Linked DNA regions of Homo sapiens: region 2 is linked to region 1. A link is a loop called in an ENCODE intact Hi-C map of the cell type or tissue named here. Cell type or tissue: Caco-2. All regions are shown on one strand. Each heading gives the region's core, and the rest is flanking DNA. Links, peaks and the distances in the headings are about the cores only.

Region 1 (12,893 bases), core at 5,497-9,496:
GAATAGTGCTGCAATGAACATGGGAGTGCAGACTGCTATTGTCACTTCAACATGGGTTGTGTTTTGTTGCTGACTTTTAAAAATTCTCTCTATATTCTGGATATTATTCCTTTATCAGATACATGATTTGCAAATATTTTCTCCCATTCTTTGGGTTGCCTTTTTGCTATGTTGATAGTTGGGCAGTTTTTAGTCCCTTACTTTGTGTTAAGTTATAGCACAAAAAATAAATTTCTCACTTTTTGAATTAAGACAAAAAGTATTAAAACACTAACAATGCCAGATTAACAATTACTAACAATTACTGAGGATGTGGAGCACTTGGAACTCTCAAGCATTGCTGGTGGGAATGTAAAATGATTCAAAAGCCCTGAAAGACAGCTTGTCAGTTTCTAATAAGCTTAAATATACACCTATCACATGACACAAAAATCCCACTCCTTGCATGAAGTTAAAACACATGTCCACCAAAAGGCTTGTATAAGAATATTCATACCCCAAGGACCTCCATGAGATAAAGCCAGGAATGGCTTCCCTGTGCTCAAGCTGAGGACCAGGAGTGCCTACACAGCTCTTCTTGCTGCTGCTTCTACTTTTATATTTAGTTTGGCTCCATAAATCCATTTCAGCTATAGATTTCAGACACAGGGTGGTGGGGCCAAGACGGCTGAATAGAAGTAGCAGTGATCAGAGACTCCCATCAAAAAACCCATAATAACCGTGTGAATCCTTCACTGGCAACCAAGGTATCCAGGTTCTCTCATCAGAATTGACTAGAAGGCTGGCATGACTCACAGAGAGAAAGAGTAGTGTGGTGGATGGCCCACTTGAGAGCCACACGGGAAAGGGAAACCCTCTCCACCAAGCCAAGGGAGGTGGTGAGTGAACGTGCTACCCAGCTGGGGAAACTGTGCTTTTTCCACAGAACTGGGCAACCCACAGATTGGAAGATCCCTCTCAAAAACCCACACCACTGGGGCCTTGCGTCCCAACTCCAGAATGTGCAGATTCTTATGGCCCCTCAGCTGGAATCTGCTTAAGTGTACTGAACTCCCAGGGAGAGGGGTGACCAGCACCTGCTGCAGCTGCCTGCTGTCTAAGCCGTTTGAGCTCTTTGGGGAAGGGGAAGCAGCCAGCACTGGGACTAGCAACTGCCTAACATGCTAAGCTCCCTGGGCAGGGGAAGGGCAGCACCCATTTCTATAGCTCCAGGCTGGGCTTTTCCCCTGCTGGAGCCAGGGAGGCTGGACAGCTTGGTCCCAAGACTTGTCCCCACAGCCCAACCGGCTGTGGCAGTCTGTGGCCAGAGTGCCTCTTCAGGCCTAAACCTGACCCATCCTTCCTCATTGGGTGGGGCTTCCATGCACGATCTCCAATAACTCCAACCAGAGGCTCAGGGACAGAATTCGGATCTCCCTGGGCCTGAGCCCCTAGCGGGAGGGGTGGACGCAGTCTCTGCAGACCAGCAGACTTGCCTCTCCTCCTGGTAGTTCTGAGGAATCCAGGCAGCCCAGACAAGTGGGATTCCCTGCAGCAAAGCACACCCTCTCCACCAAAGGACAAAGTGCTTTGTTAAAGGGGTCTTGCTCCCCATGCCACCCAACTGGGTGAGACCTTCTAACAAGGGATGTCAGACATCCTATGCAGGAACGATCCTAGTAGCATCAGGTTGGTGCCCCTCGAGGTCAGAGGTCCCAGAAGAAGGAGCAAGCACCCATCTTTGCTGTTCTCCAGGCTCCTTGAGTGACATCCCTAGGCATGGGAGAAAAACAGATGAATATGGCCTGAAGTGAACCCTTAGCAAACTGCAGATGCCCTACAGAAGAGGGACCTGACTATTGAAAGATAAGTCAGCTTCACCCCTGGGATGCAAGGCTGGCTCAACATATGCAAATCAATAAACACAATCCATCACACAAACAGAACCAAAGACAAAAACCACATGATTATCTCAATAAATGCATAAAAGGCGTTTAATAAAATTCAACACCCCTTCATGTTAAAAACTCTCAATAAACTAGGTATTGATGGAACATATCTCAAAATAATAAGAGCTATTATGACAAACCCATAGCCAATATCATAATGAATAAGCAAAAGCTGGAAGCATTCCTTTTGAAAAGCGGTACAAGACAAGGATACCCTCTTTCACCACTCCTACTCAACATAGTATTAGAAGTTCTGGCCAGGGAAATCAGGCAAGAGAAAGAAATAAAGGGTATTCAGATAGGAAGAGAGGACTTCAAGTTGTCTCTGTTCACAGATGATATGATTTTTTATTTAGAAAACCCCATCAGCTCAGCCCAAAAACTTCTTGAACTGATAAGCAACTTCAGCAAAGTCTCAGGATACAAAATCAATGTGCAAAAATCACAACCATTCCTTTACACCAACAATAGGCAAGCAGAGAGCCAAGTCATGAATGAACTCCCATTCACAATTGCTACAAAGAGAATAAAATACCTAGGAATACAGCTAACAAGGGATGTGAAGGACCTCTTCAAGGGGAACTACAAACCACTGCTGAAGGAAATAAGAGAGAACACAAACAAATGGAAAAACATTCCATCCTCATGGATAGGAAGAATCAGTATCATGAAAATGGCCATACTGCCCAAAGTAATTTATAGATTCAGTGCTATTCCCATCAAAGTACTATTGACATTCTTCATAGAATTAGAAAAAACTATTTTAAATTTAATATGGAATCAAAGAAGACCCTGTATAGCCAAGACAATCCTAAGCAAAAAGAACAAAGCTGGAGGCATCGCGCTACCAGACTTCAAACTATACTACAAGGCTACAGTAACCAAAACACACAGAAAGGGCAACAACACACACCAGGGGCTGTTGGGGGATAGGAGTAGAGGGGAGGGAACTTAGAGGACAGGTCAATAGGTGCAGCAAACCACCATGGCACATGTATACCTATGGAACAAACCCGCATGTTCGGCACATGCGTCCCTTTTTTTTTTTTAAGAAGAAATAAAGAAAAAAAAGAATATTCATAGAAACTTTAGGCCAAAACCAGAAATAGCCAAAATGCCCGTCAACCAAGAATGAATAATAATAATAATAATAATAATAATAATAATAATAATAATAATAATAAATAACCTGTGCCACATTCATATAATGAAATAGTACTTAGCAATATAAAAAAATCCAAACTATTAATACCGGCAACAATGTAGATGAATTACAGAGGCATTATGTTGAGTGAAAAAATCCAGATATGAAAGAGTATGTATTATATGATTTCATTCATATGAAATTGACAAAAAGGCAAAATTAATCTATGGTGAAAGAAGTAAGAATAGTTGTATCATTGGTGGGAAGACTGACTGGGAAAGGGCAGGAGGAATTTTCCAAGGTGATGAAACTGTTCTCTATCTTGATCTGAATTAATGTTACACAAGTGTATAGATATGTCAAAATCCTTCTAGTTTAATATTTAAGATGTGTGCATTTTATTCTATATAAATTAAACCAAATAAAATAATGCTATCACAAAAATCTTCATAAAATACAAAATGAAACAAGGAATTTGGTAATAAAGGAATCTGTATTTTCACCTAGTCATTTAGAGGAGGTGATATGGTAAAACACAACAGATAAGAAACAAGTGGATACATAATAGAAAGAAAATGACTTAAAGGACCAGGGGAGAAGAAAGGAAGACAGGGAGAAAGAGAAGAAGAAGGGAGGGAGGGGGAAATTTTGAAGCCATCAGAATCCAAAGTGAAATAAAAAGAAAGATGAGAGAAAGCAAATAACCAAAAATCACAGGCTAAAGATAGACAAATGGGATCTAATTAAACTAAAGAGCTTCTGCACAGCAAAAGAAACTACCATCAGAGTGAACAGGCGACCTACAGAATGGGAGAAAATTTTTGCAATCTGCCCATCTGACAGAGGGCTAATATCCAGAATCTACAAAGAACTCAAACAAATTAACAATAAAAAAACAAACAACCCCATCAAAAAGTGGGCAAAGGATATGAACAGACACTTCTCAAAAGAAGACATCTATGCAGCCAACAGACACATGAAAAAATGCTCATCATCACTGGTCATCAGAGAAATGCAAATCAAAACCACAATGAGATACCATCTCATGCCAGTTAGAATGGCAATCATTAAAAAGTCAGGAAACAACAGACGCTGGAGAGGATGTGGAGAAATAGGAACACTTTTACACTGTTGGTGGGACTGTAAACTAGTTCAACCATTGTGGAAGTCAGTGTGGTGATTCCTCAGGGATTTAGAACTAGAAATACCATTTGACCCAGCCATCCCATTACTGGGTATATACCCAGAGGATTATAAATCATGCTGCTATAAAGACACATGCACACGCATGTTTATTGTAGCACTATTCACAATAGCAAAGACTTGGAACCAACCCAAATGTCCAACAATGATAGACTGGATTAAGAAAATGTGGCACATATACACCATGGAATACTATTCAGCCATAAGAAATGATGAGTTCATGTCCTTTGTAGGGACATGGATGAAGCTGGAAACCATCATTCTCAGCAAACTATTGCAAGGACAAAAAACCAAACACTGCATGTTCTCACTCGTAGGTGGGAATTGAACAGTGAGAACACATGGACACAGGAAGGGGAACATCACACACTGGGGCCTGTCATGGGGTGGGGGAAGAGGGGAGGGATAGCATTAGGAGATATACCTAATGTTAAATGACGAGTTAATGGGTGCAGCACACCAACATGGCACATGTATACATATGTAACAAACCTGCACGTTGTGCACATGTACCCTAAAACTTAAAGTATAATTTAAAAAAAAAAGGATGAGTTCATGTCCTTTGTAGGGACATAGATGAAGCTGGAAACCATCATTCCCAGCAAGCTATCACAAGGACAGAAAACCGAACACCGTATGTTCTCACTTATAGGTGGGAATTGAACAATGAGATCACTTGGACACAGGGCGGGGAACATCACACACCTGTCAGGAGGTAGGGGATTGGGGGAGGCATAGCATTAGGAGAAATATCTAATGTAAATGATGAGTTGATGGGTGCAGCAAACCCACATGGCACATGTACACCTATGTAACAAACCTGCATGTTGTGCACATGTACCCTAGAACTTAAAGTATAATTTAAAAAAAAAAGAAAAGAAAAAAAATCACAGGCCATGGTCTTCTGGTTAAATAGCTTTTTCCAAGCCAGAAGAGGTACAGACAAGTTCTCAAATAATCCTGGTCATTAAAGATGCTTACAGATATCTAATCCAGCTTTATGGCAACCGAATGAAGTCAGCAAACAGGCAGGCTTCCTGTACATTTAGTGCTGGAGAGCAGCCCTCCTTGAACTCAGGCTAAATAATCTTCAGGGACTCACAAAGCCCAAGGCTACAGACCAGGTGAGCCCTGAGGACATGCTGTGGAAGCCCATAAGGCAGGAGGATGAGATTTTGAGAGCTTGGTGATTGAAAAGCAAGGAACAGAGATACACCATAGAGAATGTGAACCTGGCAGGCGTTTAAGAAACCATCTAGTCCAACTCCCTTATTTTAATGATAAAGAAATGAGAAACCAAAGTCATGGGTCATTTTGCTCAATGACATAAATAATCCCTTGTGTGTTTATAGCACTTCTGAGTTTTCAGAGCACTTTACAGTTTTCAACAATTTTCACATAGATTATCATAACTGGTCTTCCCAGCAGCCTAGTGAGGTGGCTGGAAAAGGGATTATTTCATGTATTTATTTGTTTGGCTAATTACAAAATAAAACATGCTAGTGAGCATTTTCAAACAACACAAAATTCCATAAAAAGTCAAAGTTCTTCTCTTTTTCCACTCCCATCTCATTCCCCAAGAATAATCACAGATCAGTGTGATTTGCATATTTTTCTATGCATACAAATTAATACACCCGTGAATACTTATACAGCTTATTTTTTTTACAAAAATGAAATTGTGGTCTACATATAATACTGTGCTTTTTAATAAACACAACACTTTGAAATTCTAATAGAAAAATAAGAGCAAAGCAACCCAAAATCTCCACTCTTACAAGGCCTCAGTGAACATAGCAGAATTTAGAACGCTTACAATTTACAAAAGAGTAAACAAAAATTTAGTTTAATATTAGACAGACATGTTTTTAAAAGCCCTTTGGAACACATTGCAGTGCTTTACTACTCTGCTGTCTCCTTTCTCTCCCTCTCTTCACCTTTTTTCCTGCTCCCCTCCATTAAATTTCAAGTTTATTGCTAAAAAGCAGAACAATTTAAGTACGTTTTACTGCCTTGCATTTTCCTAATCAATATTCTTAGGGTCTCACTTTCCACCCCAATTTACTTACCAAGGTATTTTCCCTATCAAAGACAATTCCCCTAAAAAAGAATTATAGTGCCTGCTATTATAATAGCCTTTTACACCTCTACATATGCATCTGTAAAATGTATATAAATTATTGAGATAAAAAGCTCAACCTAGTCTGTGAAAATCTTTAGAAGAAAATATAGAGTAAAGAAACTAACATGTATTGTGGGCCTATTATGTGTCAAGTGCTATCCTGGGGATTTCAATACACTGAGATTTGTCTAGTGAGCACTTATTAAACACAACTGAAGTGTCAGACATATAGACAAATATGAAAAGTCACATCTCTGTTCTTGAGAAAAGATACCTTATTGAGGACATTAGGCCCATAAGCAAATAATTTCCACACACTGTGGGAAATGTTATAGAGGAGGGGGCTGGTTTAGGACAGGAATCATGAAGGAAATTAAGTTTGAGTTGAAAACCTTAAGAGATGAAAGCTTTTTATTTTACATCTTGGTAGTGGAACTTCCATTGTGCCTCTTGGGCAAATCAACTGATGCTTTCTAGCTGGAGAGCTTATCATGAAAATAGATAATAGGTTGTTCATGAAGTGGTGGAGAAGGAGAGTTAGTTCCATGCCACGTGTCTCCCACTGTGGGGTGAGTGAGTGGGGATGAATCCTGCTGCTCTCAAGACAAGAGTTTTTTCAAACTGGCTATAAAAGTTAATGGACACCTCCACAGTGACTCATTTCCTTTCTCCTGCTGATAGGATTTGCTTCAATATCAGGAGATGTTAAGGGTTTGCTTGTATCAGTGATCATGGTCAACATCGCTGTCAAATATGAAGGGACAAAGTCCAAGGCCATAAAACTCTGCACCCTGTGGAAGCAGGGACAAAATCACAGTACTTTTTTCCTTCTTTTTAAATATAATGATTAGTTCATGCTGTTTCTTAGGATTTAAGATTAGAAAAAAATTACAAGACTCACCTCCATATTATATAGTCATGTCAGTTCTTCCCCAAATCCTTCTACCAGACTTCATTTTTTTACATTCCCCCAAAATACACCTTCTTTGACCTCTTTCTAACGCCATTTCAATCTATATTTTCCACACTGCTGCCCATCTGGCTGGGGTTCTTCTTTCGACCCTTTCAAAAAACTTCTGACAGTTATCAACTACTAGTAAAACAGAAACTGTTCATTAGTTAAAATGGGTCCTAAGTGAGTAGCTGTCAGACTGAAACTATAGGCAATTTACCCTCGACCTCAAATGAAGAAATACTGAGAAGCTCCACTATTCGACTCAGGATGAAGTTCATCAGTCATTTGAAGAGGAAGGGAAAGGAATCGCATCCAAGCTTCAACTAGGGAAAGAAGAGAACGAAAAATGTGCTGCAGATGTGACAAAAGAACACCAGACTCAGTCTATCACATCGCAGAGAAGGACAAAGATTTCTTTCTAAAATGTACCCTAGGTGTCAGCTGAGACACTCCTGCTTGGTGACCTAATTACATTTGGCTCAAATGCAAGTTCTATAGCTTTCCCCCAAACTCCCCACAATTCCTTCAGTACTCAGAACTTACTTCCACGAGTTTCCCTCTGTCTCTAAGCTTCCCTGCAAACAGGAACGATTCATCTTTTCTTCCACATCAACTTGTTTCCACAAAAATATTCGCCCCCATCTTCTTGGTTTGTGCTGTACAATATGGTAGCCACTAGCCACACATAGCTGTTTAAACTTAAGTTTAACTAATTGGAATTAAATGAAGCTCACAATTCAATTCCACATTCTTAGTCATCGTATTTTGAGTGCTTGATAGCCATATGTGGCTAGTGACTACCTCACTGAAACCACAGATTAGAATACATCCATTATCTTAGGGAATTCTGTTAGACAGCTGTACCAGCATGTCACAAACTGATGAGAGCTTACTGAATATCTGTGGACTTATGGAGAGAGATCACATTTTAATTTTTTATCAGAATATTCACTTTTATCTAAGCATGTTTAATCACATGCCACTTTTGAGAAATGTACTATCTACCTATAGGGATGTACTAATGCACAGGTTTCCATTTGGAGTCTTTTAGGAAGCCAAGTTAAATCACCACATAGATGAAGTTTAATTGTTTCAAGTGGGCTTAGAGCATGAATTCTTCCAAGAGAGGAAATAAGGCTTTTCTCCCTGACAAAGAAGTGAATGTCTTCTCCAAAAATATGTTCAGTGAAGTTTTCCTGGGCTGGGTGCAGTGGTTCATGCCTGTAATCCCAGCACTTTGGGAAGCCCAGGCGGGTGGATCGCCTGAGGTCAGGAGTTCCATACCAGCCTGACCAATATGGTGAAACCCCATCTTTGCTAAAAGTACAAAAATTAGCTGGGCTTGGTGATGGGCACCTATAATCCCAGTCATTTGGGATGCTGAGGCAGGAGAATCACTTGAACCTGGGAGATGGAGGCTGCATAGAGCTGAGATCACACCACTGTACTCCAGCCTGGGCAACAGAGCCAGACTCATCTCAAAAGAGAAAAAAAAAAAGTGAAGTTTTCCTCTGTGGGAAAAAGAAAGATATGAGTGAGCTTGCTTGTTCCCTAGAACCTCTAGATGGAAATACCTAAGAAGAAAAGAGGCAGATTTTGAAGCAATTACTCTTCTTTGGATTGCTGGTTAGTTTCGCTACTAAAAATTGCTGAACATAAGGTGAGAGAGAGGAAGGAGATGTGATCCCTGACCTGAAGTAGCTTAGTGAAATATAGGTAGCCAACCAGAAAATAGAGACTTTAAGTGCCGAGCCTGGGGTATGTGAGCACAATGGAAGGCATCTCTGCTGTCAGAGAGTAGAATAAGGAAAAGCCTCCAAAGCAATGCTGTAAACCAAACCAAGCTGTCATTGTGGCAAGATCCTGCAGGACAGAAACCAGATGGCTGTTCTTCAACTTTTTATCACCTCCTGTCCCCTTCCCTACCACACCTACACCCATATACCCAGATTCTTGCACTTAATCACATTCAATATTTATTGAATGAACTAATTAAAAGATGAATAAACACACCCAAACAAGGAATGAGAAAAAGGGCATTGCAAGCAGAGGAATGACATGAAAAAAGGCATGGAGGTGTGACCTTGAATGGGGTTGTTCCAGGGAGTACCAACATGTGGTGTTGATGGGCACAGATTTGACTGGATGGAGTATTAGTGCTGGAGGCAAGAGTGATATGAAGGTGTACGACTCAGAAAGATTTTCCTGCTATACTGAAAGTCTTGGTGAATGTGGGGCTCAATTGTAATATTTCATCATAAGTGCAGCAACATCAAGTTTGCATTATCAAAAAAGTACTCTGATAATACATATACTTAAATTAATATTTTCTAATGAAGTCTCAATTTAATCATGATCAGATCTTAGAATATTTTAACTTCATTCCTAACTCTCTTTAATCTCGTTTGTTATTGTCTGGTATTTTTGTTCCTACTTATATTAAAAATGAAATAAAGTTACTATTAATTTTATTTTAAACATTATTATAACTAATACAGTCAACACATTTCTTTATTGTAACACATCTTCTGGGATTATTTTATTTTTTGACAAAGGACACGCTTAAGCAGTAATTTCAATGAGTCTATGGATAGCAATCTTACTACGTTCTCATAACTTTAACATATCTTTTTGTCATACTCACCCTTAATGGTTGGTTAGCTGGGTACAGAATTCCAGGTTGAAAGTTGTTTTCCTTTGCACTTTAAAGCTAGTGTTCCATACTACCGAGCCATAAAAAGGAATGAAATAATGGCATTCACAGCAACCTGGATGGAATTGGAGACTATTATTCTAAGTGAAGTAACTCAGGAATGGAAAACCAAACACTGATGTTTTCAGTCATATGTGGGAGTTATGAGGATGCAAAGGCACAAGAACGATCCACTGGACTTTGGGGACTCGGGCGAAAGGGTGGGGGGTGGCAGGAGATAAAAGGCTACACGTTGGGTATAGTATACACCGCTTGGATGATGGGTGCCCCAAAATCTCAGAAATCACCGCTAAAGAACTTATCATGTAACCAAACACCACCTGTTCCCCAAAAACCTATTGAAATTAAAAATAATAAATAAATAAATAAAGCTACTATTCGAAAGCTGCCTGGCTTCCACTTTATCTCTCCATTATGGTGCCATCCCCATCCTTGTCACTTTGAAGGTGATCATTGCTGATTTGGGGCTTTTAGGATTCTCACTTTGACCATTTCATGTATGAGGTGTTTATATGTAGACTTTTTTTTTTTAAATAAACTTACTATTCAGTGGACCTTTTTGATTCAGACAATTTTCTGGTCCTTTACATTCTTACATCTCAAAGGTTTATGTGAGTCCTATCAATGCCTTAATTTGGAGCTAGTCAATGTGAGGGTTCAGTAAGAGACCTCTTAAAAGTCCTATGAACATCTTGTTTTCTAATCTGTTCTACTCTCTTCTCTCTCATCTCAAGTCTTTAAATCTGGATAATGGCATGGGGATAGCAGACTAAGGGTTGGGATGGCTGCTGGAAACACAGGAGATCTATCTAATCACCCATTTTGTTAAAACTTTTCTGTCTTACATCTGGACCAGGACTTCTGAAATTGAAAGGCTTGGAGTTAACATCTTTGTACGCCATTGTGCCATGAAGCAATGATGATTCCCATCCAGCTGCCTAAAGAGAAAGAGGTTTGTGTCAAACATTCTGATGGGAGAGATTCTTTAAAATGTTCTTTGTGAACCATGAAAGCATTACTTTCTCATGTCCTACCATGAATTTACACAACTGATGCAAAAATCTAATAACAAAGGTTGAGTAGCATTTTCCAAACAACAGTGAGCTGGGAGCAAGGAAGCTGGCTTCTGATATCAGCTTCACCCACAACTGTCTGTGCATTAAACTAGTCACAATGTTTCTCTAGGCCTCAATTTCCTCACCAGTAGAACAAAAGAGTAAGATTTGATAACTACTATGGTCCCTTCCAGACTTAAAGTTTCCAGACATAAAGGTCCTTTACAGACTTAAATCTGTAGTTTAAAGTTGAGTCATCTCTGGCACCTACAACCTAACCCTTTGCCATCTATACTGGAAAAGAAAATCTTGTTACTCTTTTCAAATAGCCTATTTTTCAGTAGAACTGTATTTTGGCAAACACCTATATTTGGAGTCAGAAGGACAAGGTTCAGTGTCCAGGTCCACTGCTGACCAGTGTTGTGAACCTCGGAAGGTTTCTAATCTCTCTTAAGGTTGGGTTTCTTGAGTGTGTAATGGGGATATGTGTCCTATGCTGCTCACAAGGATTTTGTTGGCATCTTATTTGATGACTTCACTGAAAACCCGTTATTGTAACACACTCTGTTGATGTAAGCTATTTTGACATGATCATCCATGTTCTGCGGGAGAAGCTCAAATAGTAGATCTCTGAGGAAACTCACGCATGTTGAAGGAGTGGAGTCGGTGCTTTAGGAAGGAAAATCTGTGTGTGGGTCTCAAGTCTCACCGCATGGGTCATAACCTATTCCTGACCCTGACAGAAAATCCTTCTAGAAATAAAAGAGAAATAAAGGAAATCCACCATACCAAGGCATAAAAAGACAGCCATGAAAAAGTAACATAAGGGGAGAGGAAGATGGGCTTATAACAGATTACAGGATGTTGTCAGTTTTAATAACGTGATGTGAAGAAAAGATTCTGTTTGCACACAGGGAGAGGTTCTTTTCCTGGCTAGTCAAAGCACACCTTACGTACATTCTGAAGCCGTCTCTTATATGATTCATTTTTTTCACTGTAGATAAGACTTTTATGGATGGATTGTTTTTCTCAAATAATATTATCGCTTTGTGACTAAAGTAAAGATTATTAATTCCTGAGGCAAGAAGATATAAAAGCTCCAGAAACGTTGACTGGGACCACTGGAGACACTGAAGAAGGCAGGGGCCCTTAGAGTCTTGGTTGCCAAACAGGTAATCCTCCTCGCGGTTGATGATGGGGGACTTTCTTTAAACATCTGTTTTCCTCTGTCAGCTATTAGCCAGGCCAGAAATGACAAATTGTATTTCTAGTGAGGCTTGTCAGGCTTTCTGTTGCTGTGTTGTTTGATTTAAATTATTTACCTTCTTTTCTTCCTTCACTGCAAAGAGCATTGGCTTTGGTGTCAAGCTGTTGGGTTAAATCTTGGCTCTGCAGTCTGGTAGCTGGGAAACTTTAGAAAAGTTACTCAATCATAAGTGTCAGTGTCTTCATTTGTAACATGCATTCATGAGATCTACAGTGCAGGTTTTTTGTTTTTGTTTCTGTTTTTGTTTTTGTTTTTGTTTTTTTATGGAGTCTTGCTCTGTCTCCCAGGCTGGAGAGCAATGGTGCAATCTTGGCTCACTGCAACTTCTGCCTCCCAGGTTCAAGTGATTCTCCTGCCTCAGCCTCCTGAGTAGCTGTGATTACAGGCACTTGCCACCACGCCCAGCTAATTTTTGTATTTTTTAATAGAGACAGGGTTGTGCCATGTTGGCCAGGCTGGTCTTGAACTCCTGACCTCAGGTGATCCACCTGCCTCAGCCTCTCAAA
Region 2 (7,653 bases), core at 3,654-7,653, 50 kb after region 1:
ATACACTCTCAGGTTAGGTTGCGGTTTGTTTATATATTAGGTTAAGTACCCTACCTACCTAGGCAGTTTTGGGCCACATTAAATTTACTTTAACACTATCGAGTTTTATCCATTTTCTTAGTGGAATAAGGAACATGTGGAGACTACCTGAGTACTCCAAAATTTAGAGATCAGAAAGAGGGGAGCACCTGTGGGGAGTGGCCAGGGATTTGGAGGAAAACCATGGGATTGTCAGGTCTAAGGGCAAAGTGAAAAAGGTGCTTTGAGAAGAAGGGAGAGCAGCCTTGCCATTTGCTGCTAAGAGGTCTAGTAAGCTGAAGGTTCAAGAGCAAACACTGCATTTGGCAATAAGGAAGCCACTGGTGACCTTGATGAGAGGGAATTCCTTGGAGCACTGGGGGCAAAAGCCTTAGTGGTCAATTAAAGACAGAATGAGAGGTAAGCTTGTAAAACACTGAAAGCAGACATTTTAAATAAATTTCCCTATAGATGACAGCATAGATTTGGTGGCACTCAGTAAGACATATAGAGTCAAGAGGAGGTATTTAAAGATGGGATTGTATAAGAACAATAACACAAGAAGAATGTAGTAGAAAGGGAAAATAGATCATGAGAAAGAGAGGGGAAAACTGCAGGAGCACAGCCTTATGTGAGAAACAAGCAGTACAACCAGTGCACACATGGTGGTGCTGGCCCGAGGCCAGAGCAGGGACTCTTCCTCTGCATAGTGAGAAGGCAGTGAGAAGGCAATGTGTGGGGTATAAAGGCAGGCAATTTGCCAGATTTGCTCATGGAAAACGGAGTTATTCTTTTCTGATTGTTTCTATTTTCTCAGTGAATTCAGAGTCAAAGTGATCAGCTGAGAATGAGTAGAAAGGGGCTATGGCAGAAGAGAAGTTGTGACTAGCCCTCTTGGGATGGGAGAGCAAATGGACTGGGAAAAGGTAGTAGAGTTACCAGGCCATGGTGAGGGTCCACTTGAGATGTATGTTTGTAAATTTAAAGCTAACAAGTTAGTACAAAGTTGTGTTTTTCTTCATCTATGTTTAGCTGCTCAGATGCAGGCGCAGAGTAGATTAAGAGTTGGGTTTAACCAAAATTGAAGGTTTGCTAGGCCAGTCCGACAGAGAGCACAAATTGCAAAGTGTGTGCAAGGGATTGCTTATGGTGAGGCACCATGGTTAATCTGATCTGGATAAGGAGAGAAAAGAGGTGATGAGGTGTAACAAATGCTAAAAACATAGAGGAGTCAGTGGTGGTCTCAGTGGGAGAAAAAGGTGTGAGGGTACTTTAAACAGGAGCAGGGAATATAGAGGTGGTTGGAAATTGGAATGCATGAAACTAAAATGTTGGAGGTGGCATAGACACTGTAATAACAAAGTCCACATTATGACTGTGGAGTGGGAGGCTAAAGTCATGTCCATGAACACGGACATGGCTGTGGGAGCTTCAGTGAGAGGCTAGGGCAGGTGAATTATCTTATGTGGAGATTGACATCTCACATCCATTGAGATGACTGATGGTGGAGAGGAAAGTAGTGATCTATGTGCTTAAATTTTATCAATGAGGGACAGTGGAACATGACAGTTAGTTGACTGCAAGAATAAGGGCACTGGGTGGCACAGACTGTAGCATGTGCTTTAAGACAGCAGGGGTTTTGAGAGGAGGAAGAGGAGAAATACCCTGGAAGAGATAGTATGAAGCAAAGAGGACACAGGCCTTGTTGTAAGCATTTAAAGTGCATTGGATTGACAAGAAGCAACAGGTATTTCAGAGAAGAGATTGGAAATGAAGAATTTCACTGACGACAGAACTTTGCAAAAGGCTGAGTGTAAGAGCAGGAGGTGACACAGCAAGGTAGGAGATTGAGTTAGAACACCAACACACCAAGATATATGGAGATAAGAATTTAAAGATAAGATGGAAGACCTAGATATCCTGGACTGCTGGGGGCACCTAGACATTCTCTGTCTGTAGGAACATGAAGTCAACTATATCCTCCTAAAGCAGGAACCACTCCAGCTCTTTTCTGTGTTCCCTACACACTCATATTAGACAGGGGGTTGGTGATGGGGATGACTGAATGAACTAAGGAGTGAATGCATGACTCACAAAAGGTAGAGGAAGATTGGTGCTGTGGGAGGAGTGGAGGGAGACATTCATTTGGAAAATCAGATGGCAGGAGCCTTTTTATTGAGTAGTAGAAGAGCAAAGCAGAAGGACCAGAATCTGGAGTCAAAAGACATGGTTGAGTTCTCATTCTGCAACTTCCTAGCTGCAGGTCTTTGGGAAAATGACTCCTTTATACATAACTCTGACCTCATCTATAAAGTAAACCTTTCCTCCTTAGGAGATTGAGCTTCAAACTGTCACCTCTTTGAGGCTCCTGTCCCTTTACTACAACACTAATTTCATCCCACTTGGAAATTGTGTAGAGCTGTACAAGTAAAAGGGTGGACAATAAACAGGAGAAATATAGTAGGTTCCACATACTCTAACGCCCAGCCCTTGGCCTATGTGCCAACACTCACTCCCAACTCCTTGAAAAGCTACTATTAAAAGAGTTTCCCTTTGGTTTAGAAAGATGTTTCTTATAATGCATAGCACATTAAAATAATAACAACTAACACCACAGAGAGGAGTGTGGAACACCCAGTGAGAGTAATACAGATAAGGAGCCAGGGTCTAAAACAAGACACATAGGGTTACCTTGGGATGTGATACAACAAGGAACATCATAACCTCCTGCTTAGGTAGCTGGGCAGAATCAAGGCTGCCACAGAGCCTGATGGAGTAGGAGGAACAATGCCCAGCCATTCCCACACATGCTCAGGAGCAGGGCAGCTATGTACATGTTGGAGAGATGCTGTTTGTCTTTGACTCGCCCGTGTTCTGAGTGAGCCCTTTGACCCAGTTTTAGAAGCAGACTGAGCCACGGTGAGCAGAGGCGGGGCTTAGGGAGGCAGGAGTCTTGGGGCTTTATAAAGTCCTGCCGGGCACCACTGGGCATCTCTTTCAAGGTTTCTGCTGGGTTTCTGAACTGCTGGGTTTCTGCTTGCTCCTCTGGAGATGCAGCGTCTGTTGACTCCAGTGAAGCGCATTCTGCAACTGACAAGAGCGGTGCAGGAAACCTCCCTCACACCTGCTCGCCTGCTCCCAGTAGCCCACCAAAGGTGAGTCACTTTCTGAGAAGCACCTTGTAACTAGTAAAAGATAGTTTTTCCCTGCTATTGGGGAAAACTCACTAGAATCCCACTCAAAATTTGGCAAGGCTTGTGCACAGCAGCCTTAGACAAGCAAGTTAACTTTAAAGGGTCTCAGTTACCTCATCTCTAAACAGACAATCCCTTTCAGCTGTAGAGTGAGAAGAGCCCAAACCTCTGACACATGCTGTGTTTGTGAGCAATGGCAACTTTTACTCTGCCAGCTGCATGAAGCAGTAGAAATATCAGTACCAGGCCACAGCTTTCCTCTCTACACCACCATTCCCACCTTCACCCCTAGCCTCTGCCTAGAACCACAGGACCTTGTGCCAACTGCAGTGTTAGTAAAACCAGTGACTTTATATCACTGCAGCAGAATCAGAAATGGACTGAGGATGAGAAGCTGTGTTTGCCTTGTGTTCCAATTTTATGAAAAGGGGAAATGTGTGTTTATGTGTGTATGTGTACATGCTCTTTGCAAGAAGAACATGCACACTCCTTTTCTTTGTAAATAGTCCCTGAACATGGCTCAAGTGCTTATGTTTTCCATTGTCAGCGATGATGGTAACACAGCTATCGTTAGTGCCTCAGGCTCCCAGCCACCTATGTGTTTCTGTCTAATCCCCAAACCATCCACTACACATTGGGACTAGTTCTTTATTTCCTTACATTTTTACTCTATATTCTATGACTACTAAATATTTAGAAAAATGATTTTGACCTAGTGTCTTTCCTTGCCAAATACCCAAGGAACCTGGGTGTATAGATGTGCATGGTAGAGGCAAATGCACATAGCTTTCTTATATTTTTCATTATGCTACCATCATCTCACTCTCCCCATGCACTGCCAAACCCTGCATGTGGGTTAAATGTCCCAGCTCAGGATTTAACCTGTTTCTATATTTGTGAAGAAGAGATTGATGTGGGTTTCTTGTTTTAATAGCAATAGTTGGCCATCAGCCAAAAGACATACATCAATCCTCCCCAACATTCTGACTCCCTTGGTTCAAACTCTTGGAATCATTCCCATTTCCCTTCTGGTATATTCACAGTTAATCCCATTATGCATGGCTTGAACTAATATTGCTTTTCATGAGTCACCTTTTCTCTATATGTCTAATCGCCTTTAATCCAACCCACATTGGCTCTAACTCCAACCTAAAAGAGACTTTCATCTCAGCATCTGCTTTGCTGTCTTCAAAATTCGGTAAGACTTGTGCCCTCCACTTACTGTATTTCTCACATATTGTCTCCCTGCTCCCCTATACACCTGCATCTCCAGGGTTCCTTACTTGTTCAGTCACCCCCTGCCGTGGCCACTGCCCCTTCATTCCCCTCCAGTTCTTCACTGGCAGAAGTCTGTCATCCATCAAGGTTTGCCTCAAATGCGGTCTCTTCCACGAAGCTTCTCTGATCCTCCAACCCACTGAAATCTCTGCTTCCTTTGAACTCCTGTAGATTTTGCTCACATTCCTTTTTGTGGGCCTGACCACATTCTGCCTTGAAGTTGGGTTATATGTGTGCTTATCATTCCTCACACTGGTCAAGGAGGTCTCAAGAACCTCACCCTCTTCTTTTCTTTGTCCAACCCCTTTGTTCAACCCTCACAAACCCTTCCCAGCACAGTGCCTGAAGTGTAGTAATTAATTTTGAAACACAAGGGAAGGAGGCAAGATGGAATACAGAAGTAAAGGTGTGGTGCATGTTCTTGAAGTGGGCAACACCAGGAGAAAAATGATTTAAAATTACACAAAGTGATCATTCTTTAGAGAAAGCACAAGATGAGAAGGATACTCTTAACTTCGGTGGGCTGAAGCTTCTGGAAGCCTCTCCGTGTTAATTTTCTTCAAGGCTTTATAATCCATTTCTAGAAATAGCTCCCCACCAAGACAGCTACAAAAGTTACCAACTGACCCATTCTAAGCTTCTTCTTGCAAGCTTTGATTTCTAACTGGGAAGAAAGGGAGGGAGCCAGCCCAGAGAAGTCAGAGCGAGAATGAGGCTGAGAGAAAGGCAGCCAAGCTGGCAGGACAAGCGCTGGCTTAACCATTAGCTCCCGGGTACTGGGGAAGCTCCTCCGTAAATATTTGAGAGTACAAACTCCAGTTATTTGGAGGGAGTCAAATAAATAGGGAAGATAAATAAACTCCAAACCTCTCCTGTCAGATATAATGTGTATTTATCATTCTGCCTCACTATCTTGTGATCATATGATCCACTTTTGCCTCACAGCTGTCCTTAGAAGTGACCTTGCTGCTGGGAGAGGCTCTAGAATTCTACCAGAGGCTCAGAATCCCAAAGATGATTGATAGACACATTCAATCTGAGTTCCAGCTCCCGTAGAATGGAGCTAAATTTATAAGCCTGGCACCCAGGGCAGTGAAGGGACAGAGTATTTCTAACACGTGAGAAACTATGAAGTTACCCTGAGTGCATCACTTTACCAGTGTGTGCCTTGGTTTCACTAACTATAAAATGAAGAATGTTGCTAAAGTGAACAGAAGGTATAAAGTACTTTTGTATGGGAGCAGTACAGAGATCACCAAGTTCACCTCCAGTATGCTCCCATACAAAAGGGAACACAGATTTTCGCCAGGGATATTAAGAATCTGGGTTAAAGAGAAGTGAATTGGTCCAGAAAAGAAATAGATCATCTCTCCCTTCTTCTGCTGACTCCTTCCCCTTCCTTTTTTCCTCTGCTCTCGTTTAGAATTGCTCTTTCTGCTGTCTGTGTTCCCTGCATATTTAGCTGTAAAATGTCTGCTTCTTTCACTGGGCTGTGCTCTCTTTATGGGCACAATGCATGTCTTATTCACTGCTGTGTATTTGGACTAGAACTGTGTTGGGTGTGCTCAATAAACATTGGAAGGCCCTATCAGAAAAATCAGCTAGCAGAAAACTTACTTAAAAGTAGGAAAACAGTGGGTATGTTCTTGTGTAGAAAAAAGAAAGGAGAAAGACATGTAATTAGAGGTACACTTTTAAAATGAGTAAAGATTGTATAATTATGCCCTATAAGGGCTTATAACATGTAGAAGTAAAGTATATGACAATAATGGTTCAAAAGGATGCAGAGAGTAAATAAAGTCAACCTAAAGTTTTTGCAGTGTTCCAAAAGTAAGATAAGTATTAATTTAAGTAAGATTACAACAAGCCAATTATGCATGTTATAATCTTTAAGGTCACCAGTAAAAGGAAAAGAGGGTATAAAATGAATAATAAATATTTGCTTACTCTAAAAGGATATGGGAAAGGAGGAATAAAAGAACAAAGAACAAATGAGACAAATAGAAACAAATAAAAAAATAGACTTAGTTCCGGCTGGGCGTGGTGGCTCACGCCTGTAATCCCAGCACTTTGGAAGACCGAGATCAGGAGATCGAGACCATCCTGGCTAACACGGTGAAACCCTGTCTCTACTAAAAATACAAAAAATTAGCTGGGCGTGGTGGCAGGTGCCTGTAGTCCCAGCTACTCAGGAGGCTGAGGCAGGAGAATGGTGTGAACCCAGGAGGCGGAGCTTGCAGTGAGCAGAGATCACGCCACTGCACTCCAGCTTGGGTGACAGAGTGAGACTCCGGGTGACAGAGTGAGACTCCGTCTCAAAAAAGAGAAAAAAAAAGATTTAGTTCCAACTATATTAGTAATTACAACAAATATAAATGGATGAAATACTCAAATTAAAACACCACTATTGTTAGACTTATTAAAATTTTTTTAAAGGACTAAAATATATATACCGATCACAAGAGATGTATGTTAAAGATAAAGACGTTAAGAAGTTGAAAGTAAAAAGGGACAGAAAAAGATGTACCATGGAAACAGTAAGCAAAAAGCTAGTGTAGCTATATCGACGTCAGGAAAGGAAACTTTATGCCAAGAATATCACAAAGATGAAAAGGGATATTTAATAAGTATAGAAGGGTCAATTCAATGAAAAGATAATAACAATACTAAATTTGTAGTCATCTGATAACATAGCTTCAAAATATAGAAAATTAATTAAATGATTGCTATGTTACTGTCTTTTGAGGAAATTGTCTACAGACCATTAGTGGGAGTTTGACTGTTATCTCCATCACAGGTTTTCTACAGCCTCTGCTGTCCCCCTGGCCAAAACAGATACTTGGCCAAAGGACGTGGGCATCCTGGCCCTGGAGGTCTACTTCCCAGCCCAATATGTGGACCAAACTGACCTGGAGAAGTATAACAATGTGGAAGCAGGAAAGTATACAGTGGGCTTGGGCCAGACCCGTATGGGCTTCTGCTCAGTCCAAGAGGACATCAACTCCCTGTGCCTGACGGTGGTGCAACGGCTGATGGAGCGCATACAGCTCCCATGGGACTCTGTGGGCAGGCTGGAAGTAGGCACTGAGACCATCATTGACAAGTCCAAAGCTGTCAAAACAGTGCTCATGGAACTCTTCCAGGATTCAGGCAATACTGATAT

Evidence for each region. Hi-C counts contacts between places; a loop is a spot of excess contacts. Peaks named below come from ENCODE experiments on the same cell type or tissue, not always from the same donor. Only the 100,000 strongest peaks of a DNase experiment are listed, where the experiment ranks them.
Region 2: it touches region 1 in a loop (7-fold over the local background); 3 of 110 quality-filtered maps call a loop at or near these places.

Annotation. Positions count from the first base shown.
Region 1 is chr1:119,810,808-119,823,700 of GRCh38, reverse strand. It overlaps REG4 (regenerating family member 4), which reads left to right and starts at 12,241. Exons shown (of 6, transcript NM_032044.4): 1 at 12,241-12,292. In Caco-2, for the core only: no CTCF peak of the experiment used is centred there; a DNase peak (open chromatin) is centred at 7,000.
Region 2 is chr1:119,764,261-119,771,913 of GRCh38, reverse strand. HMGCS2 (3-hydroxy-3-methylglutaryl-CoA synthase 2) reads left to right here and starts at 3,009. Exons shown (of 10, transcript NM_005518.4): 1 at 3,009-3,173; 2 at 7,288-7,653. The coding sequence starts at 3,070. RefSeq lists a silencer at 3,134-3,428. In Caco-2, for the core only: no CTCF peak of the experiment used is centred there; a DNase peak (open chromatin) is centred at 5,243; H3K4me3 peaks cover 2,459 bases.